Linked DNA regions of Homo sapiens: region 1 is linked to region 2. Evidence: read pairs that join two places in POLR2A ChIA-PET (ENCODE). Cell type or tissue: Caco-2. All regions are shown on one strand. Region 1 overlaps PPFIA1 (PPFI scaffold protein A1). Region 2 has its middle 10 kb from the start of PPFIA1.

Region 1 (8,000 bases), 120 kb before region 2:
CTACTCCGAAATACCAAGCACCAAATGGTACAGTAACAATTTCAAAATGTACATCTGCATAAATGACCCCTACTTAGAGTGATCCCTTTATCTCTTACTAAACTCTGCATTCATAGACCAATGGGGCTTTCTCCCTGCCCTAAGTGCTCCATCTCTAACACTGGTATGAAGGAAACACCAAGCGGCACTGCTGATGCTGCCCAGCCCCACTGAGCGCAGAGGCCAACGACGTCGGGTACAAGACCAGTCTAAGAGGAGGGAGAGAACCTTGCTACCCAGCACTAGCTGGGTGTCTGGGAAGCCGGTGCCCTTTTCTCCTGGGGAGGAGCAGAGCAGGTGCAGAGATCTGGCTGCAGGGGTGGGGCGTTGGCCAGGGAGTGGGGTGAAAGCTGATCTAAAAACTGAAGCCCAGTCTCAGTTCCTACCAGAAATATTAATCATAGAGACCACAGATTTTGGTTCTTGTTCAAGAAACACAGTGTGGCCATAAGTAAGCCCGATTTCCATTAACAACTGGGATTTTAAGTTTTTGCAAATCGGAAGCAGGTACTGGCTGCTCCCGGTTATGTTTTTTGTTTTCCCACAGGTATACCAGGAACACTTAATCAACATCCTGCATGGTTCCAGCAAAGACATTAAGACAGTTGGGACTGTTGGTGAGGACAGATGATCTTCACAAACCCTCTGACTCTTAAGAACCTGGGAGACCTGCTGGAGTTTACCCCACATTCCCTTAATTAAAAAGCCATTAAAATAGTCAACTTTGCTGGGCACGGTGGCTCGCGTCTGTAATTCCAGCAATTTGGGAGGTCAAGGCAGGAGGATTGCTTGAGCCCAAGAGTTAAGACCAGCCTGGGCAACATGGTGAGAGCCCATCTCTACAAAAAATTCAAAAAATTAGCAAGGCATGGGACCACACCTGTGGTCCCAGCTACTTGGGAGGCTGAGGTTGCAGTAAGCCGAGACTGAGCCACTGCACTCCAACCTGGGCAACAGAGTGAGACCCTGTCTCAATAATAATAATAATCCCTTTAGCAGGCTTGTGCCTGAGTTATTTAATGTAAGGGTAAAAAGTCTTCTTTATAATAAATTCCCTATACCTTTTAGGTTTACTTTTTTTTTTTTTTTGAGACAGAGTTTTGCTCTTGTCGCCCAGGCTGGAGTACAGTGGCATGATTTCGGCTCACTGCAACCTCTGCCTCCCAGGTTCAAGCCATTCTCCTGCCTCAGCCTCCTAAGTAGCTGGGATTATTGGCATGTGTCACCATGCCTGGCAAATTTTTTCTTTTGAGACAGTCCTGCTCTGTCGCCCAGGCTGGAGTGCAGTGGTGTGATCTTGGCTCACCACAAGCTCCGCCTCCTGGGTTCATGCCATTCTCCTGCCCCAGCCTCCCGAGTAGCTGGTACTACAGGCGCCTGCCACCGTGCCCAGCTAATTTTTTTTTTTTTTTTGTATTTTTAGTAGAGATGGAGTTTCACCGTGTTAGCCAGGATGGTCTTGATCTCCTGACCTCGTGATCCTCCCGCCTTGGCCTCCCAAAGTGCTGGGATTACAGGCGTGAGCCACCGAGCCCGGCCGATTTTTTTGTATTTTTACTAGAGACAGGGTTTCACCACGTTGGCCAGGCTGGTCTCACCACGTTGGCCAGGCTGGTCTCGAACTCCTGACCTCAGCTGATCCACCCACCTCAGCCTCCCAAAGTGCTGGGATTACAGGCGTGAGCCACCGCGCCCGGCCTAGGTTTACTTTTCATCCATCCAAACTCTCATTCTTAATATTCCTGTTAACATTTAACAAGGGAGATGTGATTTATCAGAAGGAAAACTGAAATTGAAGCCACAAGTAAAACAAGAAAGCACTCGTGGACTCCAGGTGACAGAGCTTGAGCTGAAGGCCAAGTCACAGTTCTGCTTTCTAAGAATTATATGCATGACTCTTGGAAGAAAAATGCTAATTTGTAAAAAGTTCCTAGTTAAAAGATATACTGGGTTTTCCCCCTTGAGTATATTATCAAATTCTGGCAAACAATAAATAAATAATACAGCTTTTTACTAAAAATGCCACAAAGTAAGCTATTCTCACCCAAAGCGTCCAGCTTAACTAAGGTTTTATTTAAATGTACTTTTCTTTTTATTTTTATACAGGTGATAGAGAACAAAATTTATGAACCTACGTACGGGAGGGACTGATGACAAAAAAAATTGGCAAAAACCCCATTCGCACAGTTTTCAATTATTATTTTTTTTTTTTTAGAGATGGGGTCTCACTGTGTTGCCCAGGCTAGTCTCAAACTTCAGCTCAAGTGATTCTCCTGCCTCTCAGCCTATCAAAGTGCTAGGATTACTGGTATAAGCCACCATGCTTGGCCCCTAATTAGCACTTAAAAAAAAATTTTTTTTTTTTTTGAGACAGAGTCTCAGTCTGTCATCAAGGCTAGAGTGCAGCGGCACAATCTCGGCTCACTGCACCCTCTGCCTCCCAGGTCCAAATGATTCTTGTGCCTTAGCCTCCCAAGTAGCTGGGATTACAAGCATGTGCCACCACACCTGGCTAATTTTTGTATTTTTTTTTTGTAGAGACGGGGTTTCGCCATGTTGGTCAGGCTGGTCTCAAACTCCTGGCCTCAAGGATTAGCACAGTTTTTAATGCCACTTCCTTTCCTCCAGTCTGCTCACTGGCCTCAGAAGTGAGCATGAGTGACCTGTGTGTAGCACAGGGGCTGCCAAACAGCCCCGACTGACACGGGCTCAGAACTTCACCAGCTTAATGAATGAGGCATTCAATCATCGCAACTACTCTATGAGGAAGACACTACCATGACGACCATTTTACAGATGGGGAGACCGAGGCCAGGGTAGTTAAATGACTTGTTCAGGGTCATGCACCTCCTAGTGGCAGAGCTGGAGTCAAACCTAGGCAGCCTGGCTCTTCAACCTGTGCACTGCCTTTCATTAGATGAGTACAAGGGCAGAGTTGAGAGACCTGTAAGGAAGCCATGGTCAACTGTTAACCTCAAATCAAAGTGGCCGTCTAAGGGAAAATCCCAAACTGCATGTGAAATCATGGCAGTGATGCTCTCTCTCTGGCTGGTATAGTCAATAGCTGCCTCGCTCCACTGGGGACTTCTTGGAGGTTCACCTTCCTCCCTTCCCTGCCCTCTAATGGGTAGACATGTGACTGCACGGAACAGCAGCAGCAGGGAGGGCAGAAAGCATAGGCAGAGCTCACACAAGCTGGAAACTGTGTGTTCTTAAAAATGTACTCAGTTATTTTCTCTGGTGTGGAGAGCAGTAAATTATGTGGTTTGGAAGCTACTACTACACTACTATTTCCTGAAAGAGCTTTCTAGCACGGCCTGTCACAGACACAAATTTACAAGTATGCCTCAGTCTCTCTCTGAGAACACAGACGAATACTGAGCTTTATTAGTTGGAAAAATATGCTAAGATTCAACCAGACAAGCGTGTTTTAAAAATTCTATTATTATGGTTAAACTTTTATAAACAAATGTTAGAGTTAATTTAAAAACATTTATATTTGGACATGCAACCATACTCAAGTGCCTTGTAACATATTAAATAGGCCGTTTTAGATCATTATTAATGTTCCAGACAGAAAGCTGCTCATGCTCCCAACAAGTGACAGGTTAGTGTGACCCATCACATACCGTCCATCTGCATCTTCTTTGGCTGCATAGAGGGGGAAGACATAGAAGAAGTCACCCGGAAGTTTGCAGGGAGAGTCTCTGCTGACCCAGCAGCTAAGCCACGAATGTCCTTTGGTCTAAACTTTTTTCTCCATGAAGGTGCTCTCCTAAAGCTTTTATCATCATCCTGGTAAATTAAGGAACAAAAAACAAGATTCATTTAAAAAATAAAGGTCAGAGATGTAAAGTTACATGTCCTTTAAAATGACTGCTGATCTCGAGAATGTATTCTTGTCCACATGTATTTAATCCCTTCTTGATGACCACACAATATATTGCCCAACCTGGAACTTCAGCGTGAAACGGGGCATGGTGATGGTCCGGCTGGGCCTCAGCTGGCGAAATGAGGTCGGTGCTGGGCCATGAGGATGTGCTCCTTCTCCACAGCATCATGTTCTACTTCTTACACCTTGCAGGAATCACTTTCTTGCAACGTAATACGTTTTTATTTATCTTAAAAATAGTTTATTTTTCATTTTTATTTATGTTTTTACAGACAGAGTCTAGATCTGTTGCCCGAGCTGGAATGCAGTGGTGTGATTATAGCTCACTGTAACCTCAAACTCCTGGGCTCAAGCCATCCTCCCACCGCAGCCTCCTAAGTAGCTGGAACTACAGGTGTGCCCCTACCACACGCAGCTCTACAAACAATTTTTAACTAGAAACAATTTTATCTTATGCCAGGATATAGCAACAAGTGCTTCATCTTTAGAGGTGGTCTTCTATTCTCTCTGTCAAACTCAACTTTTCTTAAGGTCCAATTAAGAGACTCCTAATCGTGTGGAACAAATGAGTCATGGTTTTAAGGGGAAATTAACATTTTGTGTTTTTAATATACTTCTGAAACATGCCACCCCACCCATGCACAGGAGTATGGGGGTACACTCTGGACTGGGGTAGGATAACTACTGGTCCCCAAAACCCAACTTACAGACTCTGTTCCTAAGCTGCAACCAATGTTTTATGATGTGAAAACCATTTTTGAGGGATGTCAAAAATTAAATAGCAAAAATAAAAACAAAACTACCTTCTTGAAGGTATTACTTTTGTGGGTTTTTTTTTTGCGGGGAGGGGGTTTCTTTTTGAGATGGAGTTTCTCTCTGTCGCCCAGGCTGGAGGGCAGTGGTGCGATCTCAGCTCACTGCAACCTCCACCTCCCAGGTTTAAGCGATTCTCCAGCCTCAGCCTCCCAAGTAGCTGCGATTATAGGCACCTACCACAACGCCCGGCTAATTTTTGTGTTTTTTAGTAGAGATGGGGTTTCACCATGTTGGCCGGGCTGGTCTTAAACTCCTGACCTCTGGTGATCCGCCCGCCTCAGCCTCCGAAAGTGCTGGGATTACAGGTGCGAGCCGCCGTGCCCGGCCCAGGTATTAGTTTTTAAAGGCTCATTTGTGAATAAATGTATAAGAGCAAAGCCTGACTTCTAACATCCAGAGAGACTGCCTAGCTACATGATGTCCCAAGTATAATAATAATAACAGCTTACATTTCACACACATTTAAACATTTACACACATTTCAGACATTTAAAGAACATTAGGCCAAAAACTTACTTCATCAAACCTTCTATCAGTCCCCATGACCAAAAGGTTGTTAAATTCTCTTTCCAAGACAGCACGAGCCTGAAATAACCAAAGAAAAACAAATAAAACTTTCATCAAATCTAATTTGAAGGGTGTTAGCATCGTAATTGTTTTTTAAACCAAGACTTAAACTCCCTCACTGCTGGCTGGGTCTGGTGGCTCACGCCTGTAATTCCAACACTTTCGGACGCCAAGGCGGACAGACCACCTGAGGTCAGGAGTTCAAGACCAGCCTGGGCAACATGGTAAAACCCCGTCTCTACTAAAAATACAAAAATTAGGGCCTGGGTGTGGTGGCTCATGCCTGTAATCCCAGTACTTTGGGAGGCCGAGACAGGCAGATCACTTGAGATCAGGAGTTTGAGACCAGCTTGGCCAACATGGTGAAATCCCATCTATACTAAAAATACAAAAATAAGCCGGGCACGGTGGCGTGTGCCGGTAATCTCAGCTACTTGGGAGGATGAGGCAGGAAAATCACTTGAACCTGGGAGACAGAGGGTGCAGTGAGCCAAGATTGCACCATTGCACTCCAGCCTGGGCAACAAGAGCGAAACTCCATCTCAAAACAAACAAAAAAACAACTCCCTCACTGCTATGACTACATTGAACCATAATAATATTTTAAATCAGGGCATCTAATGTGGAGTCAATGGATGGGCTTTTGCAGAAAGGGATCCATGATCCTTGGAGTCATATTAACAAGGGTGTGTTGTGTGGGTTGGTCAGGGGTATTGGCCAAAGATATTCAATTTTTTTTTTTTTTTTTCCTTTTTCTTTGGGATGGGGGTCTCACTCTGTCACTCAGGCTGGAGTGCAGTGGCGCAATCAGAGCTCATCACAACCTCCACTTCCCGGGCCAAGCAATCTCCCTGCCTTGGCCTCCCAAGTAGCTGGGACTACAGGCATGTGCCACCACACCTGGCTAATTTTTTTGTATTTTTTTGTAGAGACAGAGCTTCACCATGATGGCCAGGCTGGTCTCGAACTCCTGGACTCAAGCAATCTGCCTACCTGGGCCTCCCAAAGTGTTGGGATTGTGGGCATGAGCCACCTTGCCTGGCATATTCAATGTTCTGTAGAGGAATAAAAGTTCCCTGTTTTTCAAATGAGCCCATGAGTCAAAAAGAATGGCATAAGGCAATTACCCATAAAAACAAAATTAATAAAATCTTCATGTGGCACACCTAAAAACACTTCTCTTTCCATGTAAGAACTAAATATATGTCACTCTTCTGATCAGGCACATGGGCTGGAATGAAAGATCGTCCTTATCTGGTTTATTGCAGGACTCTCATGCTTCCAACAGAAAAGGGAAAGCCAATAGACCAAAAAAAAAAAAAAAAACCAAAAACTAGTTGTCTGAAGTTTTTTTTTTTTTTTTTTTTTAAAGTTTCTTTCTATTCGAATAACTAGCTGTCTATAATCAGGGTGCCAACTGAACAATGAGTGCAGACACAGACAGGTTTGGCGTCACCTGTGTGTTCTGCGTCGGGATCTGTAACAGCAGTGCCAGTGCACTGAAGTCGAAGGTTTCATCTAAGGCCAGAAGTGCTCCGTGAACACCACTCTCTATAAGATTGTTTGCATATTCTTTAAGGCCAATTGACAGGATCCAGCGAATCACTCGATCATTGCTCCAAACAAGCACGTCTGCAAAAGAATAAAGACAATTATAAAAGTGGCTTCAGAAAGCCATCTTTATCACATGTACCCTGTAATGCAGGAGAAAGATTCCTACCATGGTTCCTAATCCTTCGGCTCCTGAGAAAAGTGCTGGGAGACACTGCTAAATAGACAACCATTTGCTGCACTGAGACAATGGTGTCCTGGCCCTGCTCCACTCTCAGGGAGACTCTCCCATTAGAACTCATCCTTCCAGTGAGCACGAGAGGAATGAAGTTATTATTTCTAGAGAAAAGAAGATGATGAGGATCCAGGGATCAGAAGCCAGAGGACTGCAAGAACTTGAATACCTAACATGTATAAACATGCTTCACACACAGACTGGAGAGTCTTCTGAAATACTTCATCACGGATGGAGCTGGCTCCATAATAATATGAACACTTTGCTCAATTCAACAGAAACCTCTCATTTCTAATCTCGAAGTCTTTGTCTCATTTTAAAATGAGAGAAACTTAACAATATCATCCAGCACATTAGAGACTTTGCAGAAAATCTTTTTTTTTCCTCTCTTTTTCTTGACAATGTCCTGCTCTGTCACCCAGGCTGGATACAGCCTGGTACCATCATAGCTCACTGCAGCCTCAACCTCCTGGGCTCAAGTGATTTTTCCCACCTCAGCCTCCTGAGGAGCTGGAACTACAGGCGTGTGTCACGAAGCTCAGCTAATTTTTTTGTACTGACAGGGTCTCACTATGTTCCCCAGGCTGGTCTTGAACTCATGGGCTCAGACAATACTCCTGCCTTGGCCTCCCAAAGTGCTGAGATTACAGGCATGAGCTACCATGCCCAGCCACAATATCTTATGCAAATTAACAAATTATTCAATTTGCTCTATTAGATCTAAAAATAGCCACTCTAAAAATATATGCAGATGATCACCAATCACTTCCAAAGACACTTCCAAAGATCTTTGTCTATTGGAAAAAGATGTAAAATAGATACAGAAAACAAAACAGATGGACATATTTCATTGCCAATGCCCTTTTCTGGATAAAAGTCCATACATATACACACACTGTA
Region 2 (8,000 bases):
CTAGCACTTCGGGAGGCTGAGGCGGGTGGATCACTTGAGGTCAGGATTTTGAGACCAGACTGGCCAACATGGCATAACACGGTCTCTACAAAAAAAATACAAAAATTAATCAAGCGTGGTAACACTCGCCTGTAATCCCAGTACTTGGGAGGCTGAGAGGCACAAGAATCGCTTGAACCCGGGACGCGGAGGTTGCAGTGAACCGAGATTGTGCTACTGCACTCCAGCCTGGGCGACAGAGTGAGACTTCATCTCTAAAAAAAAAAAAGAAAGAAAATTGGTCCATCAGTGACTATGACTTGGTTTGTTCAGGTCAGTCCGAAGAGCACGGACACGGACACCTCTGGATGAAGTGATAATAAGAAAATTACAGAGCATTTTACAATTTCCAGAGCATTTTACAAAAAATCTTTAACCCATCTAACTCCCCAAATCCTCACAAGTATATCCTGCATCCTTTTACAGTTGAAAATACTGAGACCTAGAAGGATTAGATAACATACCCCACACCCCACAGTTTATGATTTGGTAAAAACAGTGACTTGAGCTCAAAACTCTCTGGCTCCAAAGCCAATGTTCCTGCTGCTACATCAAAAGTTATCTCCAGGCCCCCAAAGCAGGAGTCAAACCCTTCCACCAGGGGTGGGACACCAAGGTACTGAGCCCTGGTCTCTGTATCTGTCTTCCTGATCCATCTTGTCTGAAATCGTCTCCATTGCCCCTATCCCAACGCCAGGTATAGGGAGGTTCCCAATCCTTTGGGCATCTCCTGGCTGCCTGCTTGGACATGAAGACTTTAGTCTCATTCATAATATAATGTATGTGTATAATTATATTTCAAAGGGAAGTCAAGCATTTTGCACCTTGCTTCTCTTGACAACCTCATTGTGTTCATCAAACAGAGCCACCTAATAAAAATGTCCCGCTGTTATAGGGAGAAGAGCCCAGACAGAGGTAGTCCAACTCTCAGAGGTCTCAGCTGCACTCCCAGCTCTTTACCTTGCCCTGGGGCAAGGCACTAACCTCTACTAAGCCTCACTCTCCTCATCTGTCAAATGGGGATAATAACACCCACAGACCACCCTGCGATATTCGCTGAGGAACTCTTACGGCTGGAAATGAGAGTTGACTGCAGCAGCCCCCCCCAGCTGGTCCCCTGCCTGGTCACCGTGCCCTCTTTGAAGACACTCTGCACAGTGGGTGTGGATGCCGACCCTGGAGACAGGTAGCTTGTGTCAGATTTGGCTCTGCTTCTTTGCCGTAGCTGTGTACTCCTAGGTAAGCTGCTTGGCCTCTCTGGGCCAAATGTCCTCATTTGTAAAGCAAAGATGGTAGCACCACCTCATAGGATTGCCGTGAGGGTTGAGTTGGGAAGCGCCATATGAACAGTATTATCACTGGTGGAAGTCTTTTATATTTGCGCCATGCCCGTCCCCACAGCATGAATCAGGCTTGGACCAACTCTGCTAGCATCTTCTTCCCCTTTGCCCCTGACAAGCTAGAGTCCTGTTCTCATCTGTGACACATAAGGGAAAGTGTGCGGAGACTCCTGGGACTTCCCTCTCTGAAGAAAGAGAGAGCAGAAGAAAGCCCCATGGCCTCTGTCCTTGAGGACTGGGACTGGGGACTGTGGCAGCTGCTGTGAGACCATAAGGAAAGATTCTGCCCACTGTGCTTCCAGGAAATTCCTTCCCACCATCTCACAGGAAATCGGTCCCTTTCCCAATCCTGAATAACAAGAAAAATCAGTCAATAAGGCTGAGTACAGTGGCTCATGCCTGTAATCCCAGCACTTTGGGAGGCCAAGGTGAGCGGATCACCTGAGGTCAGGCCTGGCCAACATGGTGAAACCCCGTCTCTACTAAAAATACAAAAAATTAGCCAGGCGTGGTGGCAGTCACCAGTAGTCCCCACTACTCAGGAGGCTGAGGCAGGAGAATCCCTTGAACCTGGGAGGCAGAGGTTGCAGTGAGCCGAGATCACGCCATTGCACTGTAGCCAGGCAACAAAAGCAAAACTTCATCTCAAAAAAAAAAAAAAAAAAAAAAAAAAAAAGCAAGCCCGGGCGCGGTGGCTCACGCCTGTAATCCCAGCACTTTGGGAGGCCGAGGCGGGCGGATCACGAGGTCAGGAGATCGAGACCATCCTGGCTAACACGGTGAAACCCTGTCTCTACTAAAAATACAAAAAATTAGCCGGGCAAGGTGGCAGGTGCCTGTAGTCCCAGCTACTCAGGAGGCCAAGGCAGGAGAATGGCGTGAACCCCGGGGGGTGGAGCCTGCAGTGAGCCGAGATCGCACCACTGCACTCCAGCCTGGGCGACAGAGTGAGACTCGGTCTCAAAAAAAAAAAAAAAAAAAATCAGTTGATAGATGGGAAAAAAAGGGAAGAGTAGGATTCCCACAGGAGAAACAAACTTAACATAGAGGGAGGTTACCAGCTCTAAGGAATGCACTGATGTCAAGCCAAAAGCTAGGGCAGGGCTGGGCATGGTGGCTTATGCCTGTAATCCCAGCACTTTGGGAGGCCGAGGCAGGCGGATAAGGAGGTCAGCAGTTTGAGACCAGCCTGGCCAACATGGTGAAACCCCGTTTCTACTAAAAATACAAAAAATTAACCAGGTGTGGTGGCAGGCACCTATAATCCCAGCTACTCAGGAGGCTGAGGCAGGAGAATCACTTGAACCCAGGAGGCGGAGGTTGCAGTGAGCCGAGATAGCGCCATTGCACTCCAGCCCGGGCGACACTGCAAGACTCCGTCTCAAAAAAAAAAGCTAGGGCAGGCTGGGCACAGTGGCTCATGCTTATTATCTCAGTACTTTGGGAGGCTGAGACGGGTGGATCACCTGAGGTCAGGAGTTCGAGATCAGCCTGGTCAACATGCCCCGTCTCTACAAAAAATACAAAAAATAGCCTGGTGTGATGGCACATGCCTGTAATCCCAGCTACTTGGGAGGCTGAGGCAGGAGAATCACTTGAACCCAGAAGGCAGAGATTGCAGCGAACTGAAATCACACCACTGCGCTCCAGCCTGGGCAACAGAGCAAGACTCTGTCTCAAAAAAAAAAAAAAAAAAAAAAAAAAAAAAAAAAAAAAAAAAAAAAAAAAAAACAGAAGAAGTAATCATGCCACTGCACTCTGGTCTGGGCAATAGAGTGAGACCCCGTCTCCAAAAAAAAAAAAGCTAGAGTAGGAAGCGCTGACACGTGGAGCTGAAGGTTAAGGTCAACATTCCAACATTCCTAGAACTGGGACAGAAGTATGTGGGAGAGAACCAGTCCATCTTGCCTGTGGCTGTGCCCTGTTGTGTATGCCTGCCCTGGCCCCTGCCTCTGCCAAATGGTGAGTTATTCTTGAAAATAAATGTTGTTGAGTTTACACACATAGTGTATTTTATCCAAATCCTATGAGTGGTATTCTAAGAAATAAGCAGCTAAGTCCTCAAACCGGCAACTTCAACGTGTGATTTTGAATATTAGCACTGTGAACCTTGCTAACAGATCTCAATGTTCGTGTTATTTGAATCCTACCCAGTGTATTTGCTGGCATTCCAGAGTCTGAGTATTCACTGTGGGCTATAGTTTTTTTGTGAAGCAGATGAAATAGTTTCACCATTAAAAAAGTAATCTGGGCCAGGTGCAGTGGCTCATGCTTGTAATTCCAGCACTTTGGGAGGCCAAGGCGGGCGGATGGCTTGAGCCCAGGAGTTTGAGACCAGCCTGAGCAACATGGTGAAACCCCATCTCTACTAAAAATACAAAAACATAGCTGGGTGTGGTGGGTGCACGCTTGTAGTCCCAGCTACTCAGGAGGCCGAGGTGGGAGGATCACCTGAGCCCAGGAGGTTGTGCCTGCAGTGAGTGGTGATCGTGCCACTGCACTCCAGCCTGGCTGACAGAGTGAGATCCTGTCTCAGAAAAAATAAAATTAAAAAAAAAATAAAAAGTAACCTTACGGATGAGTATCAAAGGCATTATGCCCAGTGAACTAAGTCAAGCACAAAGGGTAAACACCGTGTGATTCCACTTACCTGAGGTCCCAGAGTAGTCAAATCCATAAAGACAGACAGTAGAATGGTGCATGCCAGGGGCTGGGGGAAGGGAAATGGGGAGATACTATTTAATGGGCACAGAGTTCCAGTTTTGCAAGATGAAAAATTCTGGAGACTGCCGGGCGCAGTGGCTCATGCCTGTGATCCCAGCACTTTGGGAGGCCTAGGCGGGTGGATCACCTGAGGTCAGGAGTTCGAGACCAGCCTGACCAACATAAAGAAACCCTGTCTCTCCTAAAAATACAAAATTAGCCAGGCGTGGTGGCGCATGCCTGTAATCCCAGCTACCCGGGAGGCTGAGGCAAGAGAATCGCTTGAACCCAGAAGGCAGAGGTTGCGGTGACCCGAGTCTTACCATTGCACTCCAGCCTAGGTGACAGAGTGAAACTCCATCTCAAAAAAAAAAAAGAAAAGAAAAGAAAAGAAAAATCCTGGAGATGGATGGTGGTGATGGTTGCACGCAGTGAAACACTGAGAAAGTACTTAATGCCACTGCACTGTGCACTCAGAAGTGGTTAAGATGGTAAATTTTGTGTTATGTGTATTTTACCACAAAATTAAAAAACAAAAAACAAACAAAAAATCTCTATCGGTGAGGGCAACATAGTGAGACCCTGTTTTACAAAAAAATTTAAAAACGAAGGCCAGGTGTGGTGGCTCACGCTTATAATCCCAGCACTAATGGAGGCCGAAGTGAGTGGATTACTTGAGGTCAGGAGTTCAAGACCAGCCTGGCCAACATGGCCAAACTCCTTCTCTACTATAAATACAAAAATTAGCTGGGTGTGGTGGTGCACACCTATAATTCCAGCTACTCGGGAGGTTGAGGCAGGAGAATGGCGTGCACCCAGGAGGCAGAGCTTGCAGTGAGCCGAGATGGCGCCACTGCACTCCAGCCTGGGCGACAGAGCAAGACTCTGTCTCAAAATAAATAAATAAATAAATAAAAATAATAAAAAATGAGGCCAGGTGTGGTGGCTTACACCTGTAATCCCAGCACTTTGGGAGGCCAAGGTGGGCAGATCACCTGAGGTCAGGAGTTCAAGACCAGCCCGGCTAATATATGGCAAAACCCCATCTCTACTAAAAATACAAAAATCAGCCAGGCATGGTGACAAGTGTCTGTGATCCCAGCTATTAGGGAGCCTGAGGCAGGAAAATTGCTTGAACCCAGGAGGTGGAGGTTGCAGCAAGCCGAGATTGCACCACTGCACTCCAGCCTGGGTGACAGAACGAGACTTCATCTCAAAAAAAAAAAAAAAAAAAAAATGAGCTGAGCATGGTGGCATGAGCCTATAGTCCCAGCCACTCTAGAGACTGAGGTGGGAGGATCACTTGAGCCTAGGAGCCTGAGGTTGCAGTGACCTGTGATTGCACCACTGCCCTCCAGCCTGGGTGACAAAGCAAGACCTTGTCTCAAACAAACAACCCTATACTCTTCCTGTTGCCCAACTTGAGGATGCTTTTGGGCACAGTCCTAAGAAATTTTTCCACAACTGGAATATTTATGATGAAACAAAGATCAAGATTATGAGATAGGACAATTAAGCTTTTAAATGTTGGATATTTGTGGAATTATTCTAAGATTTTAAAAATTAATTTGACATTTATTGTTTACTAATATTCTTTTCTTTTAATTTTTTTATTATCAAATATCTGTATCAGATGGAGGTTTTTTATGTTATTAAAATATGTAATACTGGCTGGGCGCAGTGGCTCATGCCTGTAATCCCAGCACTTTGGGAGGCCAAGGCGGGCAGATCTCTTGAGGCCGGGAGTTGAACACCAGCCTGGCCAACATAGTGAAAACCTGACTTTACTAAAAATACAAAAATTAGCCAGGAGTGGTGGTGCATTACTGTAGTCCCAGCTATTTCAGAGGCTGAGGCAGGAGAATCATTTGAACTCAGGAGGCAGAGGTTGCAGTGAGCCGAGAACATGCCACTACATTCCAGCCTGGAGACTCTGTCTCAAAAAAAAAAAAAAACAATATTGTCAAAATATATTGGTTTATAATAAGAACCATGCACTTCAGATTTTTAAAAATTTTTTTACAGAAAACCTCTGAACCTGCTTATTATGGTCACCCATTCTTTACAAGCAAGTAAACACAATGTTTTTAATAAATACAAAATAACTTAGGGTTTGGGGAATTCTGATATCTCATGCCCATATCTTTTTTTTTTTCCACATCTGCAAAAGATTTATTTTTTAAAGAAATGGATTCTGAGACAAAACAACATGGGGCAGAAGTATGGAATCGAAAATTGGGCTGGGCACGGTTGCTCACGCCTATAATCCCACCACTTTGGGAGGCCAAGGCGGGTGGATCACCTGAGGTCAGGAGCTTGAGACCAGCCTGGCCAACATGGTGAAACCTATCTCTACTAAAAATACAAAAATTACCCAGGCGTGGTGGCGCGTGCCTGTAATCCCAGCTACTCGGGAGTCTGAGGCAGGAGAATTGCTTGAACCCAGGAGGCAGAGGTTGCAGTGAGCCAAGATCATGCCACTGCACTCCAGCTTGGGGAACAGAGTGAGACTTCATCTCAAAAATAAATAAATAAATAAATAAATAAATAAAATAAAATAAAATAAATATGAATGTAAGCTGTTTCGCTAATTTTTTTGTGTGTTTTTTTTTTTGTTTTGTTTTTTGACACAGAGTCTTGCTCTGTCACCCAGGCTGGAGTCAGTGGCGCGATCTCAGCTCACTGCAACCTCCGCCTCCTGGGTTCAAGTGATTCTCCTGCCTCAGTCTCCAGAGTAGCTGGGACTACAGGTGCACGCCACCACGCCCGGCTAATTTTTGTATCTTTAGTAGAGATTGGGTTTCACCATGTTGGCCAGGATGGTCTCAATCTTTTGACCTTGTGATCTGCCCGCCTCGGCCTCCCAAGGTGCTGGGATTACAGGCATGAGCCACCGTGCCTGGCCCACTAATTGTTTTATAACCACAACCAACTAGTACGAAGAATGCCCTGAACAAAACACAGTCAAGGGGCTGGGTGCGGTGGCTCATGCCTGTAATCCCAGCACTTTGGGAGGCTGAGGCAGGCGGATCACTAGATCAAGAGATCGAGACCATCCTGGCCAACATGGTGAAACCCCATCTCTACTAAAAACACAAAACTTAGCCAGGCATGGTGGAGCGCGCCTGGTCCCAGCTACTTGGGAGGCTGAGGCAGGAGAATCACTTGAACCCGGGAGGCAGAGATTGCAGTGAGCCAAGATTGCGCCACTGCACTCCAGCCCAGCAACAGAGCAAAACTCCATCTCAGAGCAAAACTCCGTCTCAAAAACAAACAAACAAACAAACAAAAAAACAACAACAAAAAACCCAACAACACAGTCAAGACTCAAAGATCAAGGTGTTCCCTTAGTACAACCTGGCATTTAGAATTCAGGCTGTGTCCTTGTTTTTGAATGACATTCTCGAGTCTTGAAGATTAATATCTGTTGGGAATTTGGAAACCGTGTCTGCTAATGTGCTAAGGAAAGACTACTGGAAGGCTTGTGCCCACTGGGAGCTGCCCCCTAGCAGGCTTGTTAAGTGAATAGTAAACACCTGTGTCTGTGTTGGGCACCTTCTGTTAGTTGAGTGTTTGATGCTGTAGGCAATAGCATAGCAGTACAACCACAAAAGCTCTTTCCTTTCTTCCTAGCAGTTTCTTTCTTTCTTTCTTTTTTTTTTTTGGTAGAGAGAGATTGGGAGTGGGGACAAGGAACAGGGAGAGTGGTGGTGGTGGGGGCCTCACTATGTTGCCCAGACTGATCTCGAACTCAAGCGATCCTCCCACCTTAGCCTCCCAAAGTGCTGAGATTACAGGTATGAGCCATTGTGCCCAACAAGTGATGCTTTTTCTTTTTATTTATTTAATACCAGCTAACTTGACAGATGAGACACTTCTTAAAATACCTTTTTTTTTTTTTGAGACGGAGTTTTGCTC

Evidence for each region. ChIA-PET counts read pairs that join two places held together with the same protein. Peaks named below come from ENCODE experiments on the same cell type or tissue, not always from the same donor. Only the 100,000 strongest peaks of a DNase experiment are listed, where the experiment ranks them.
Region 1: POLR2A ChIA-PET joins it to region 2 with 13 read pairs; 3 of 35 experiments call an interaction of 5 or more read pairs at or near these places.

Annotation. Positions count from the first base shown.
Region 1 is chr11:70,373,864-70,381,863 of GRCh38, reverse strand. It overlaps PPFIA1 (PPFI scaffold protein A1), which reads right to left. Exons shown (of 28, transcript NM_003626.5): 24 at 6,771-6,946; 25 at 5,264-5,332; 26 at 3,669-3,834. All of the region lies in intron 1 of CTTN-DT (CTTN divergent transcript), which reads left to right. Among named protein-coding and RNA genes, the nearest start is that of CTTN-DT, 21 kb to the left of the region's middle. In Caco-2, CTCF peaks have their summits at 2,753 and 2,955; DNase peaks (open chromatin) are centred at 2,883 and 3,143.
Region 2 is chr11:70,256,683-70,264,682 of GRCh38, reverse strand. No RefSeq gene overlaps it. Among named protein-coding and RNA genes, the nearest start is that of PPFIA1, 10 kb to the left of the region's middle. In Caco-2, no CTCF peak of the experiment used is centred here; a DNase peak (open chromatin) is centred at 3,270.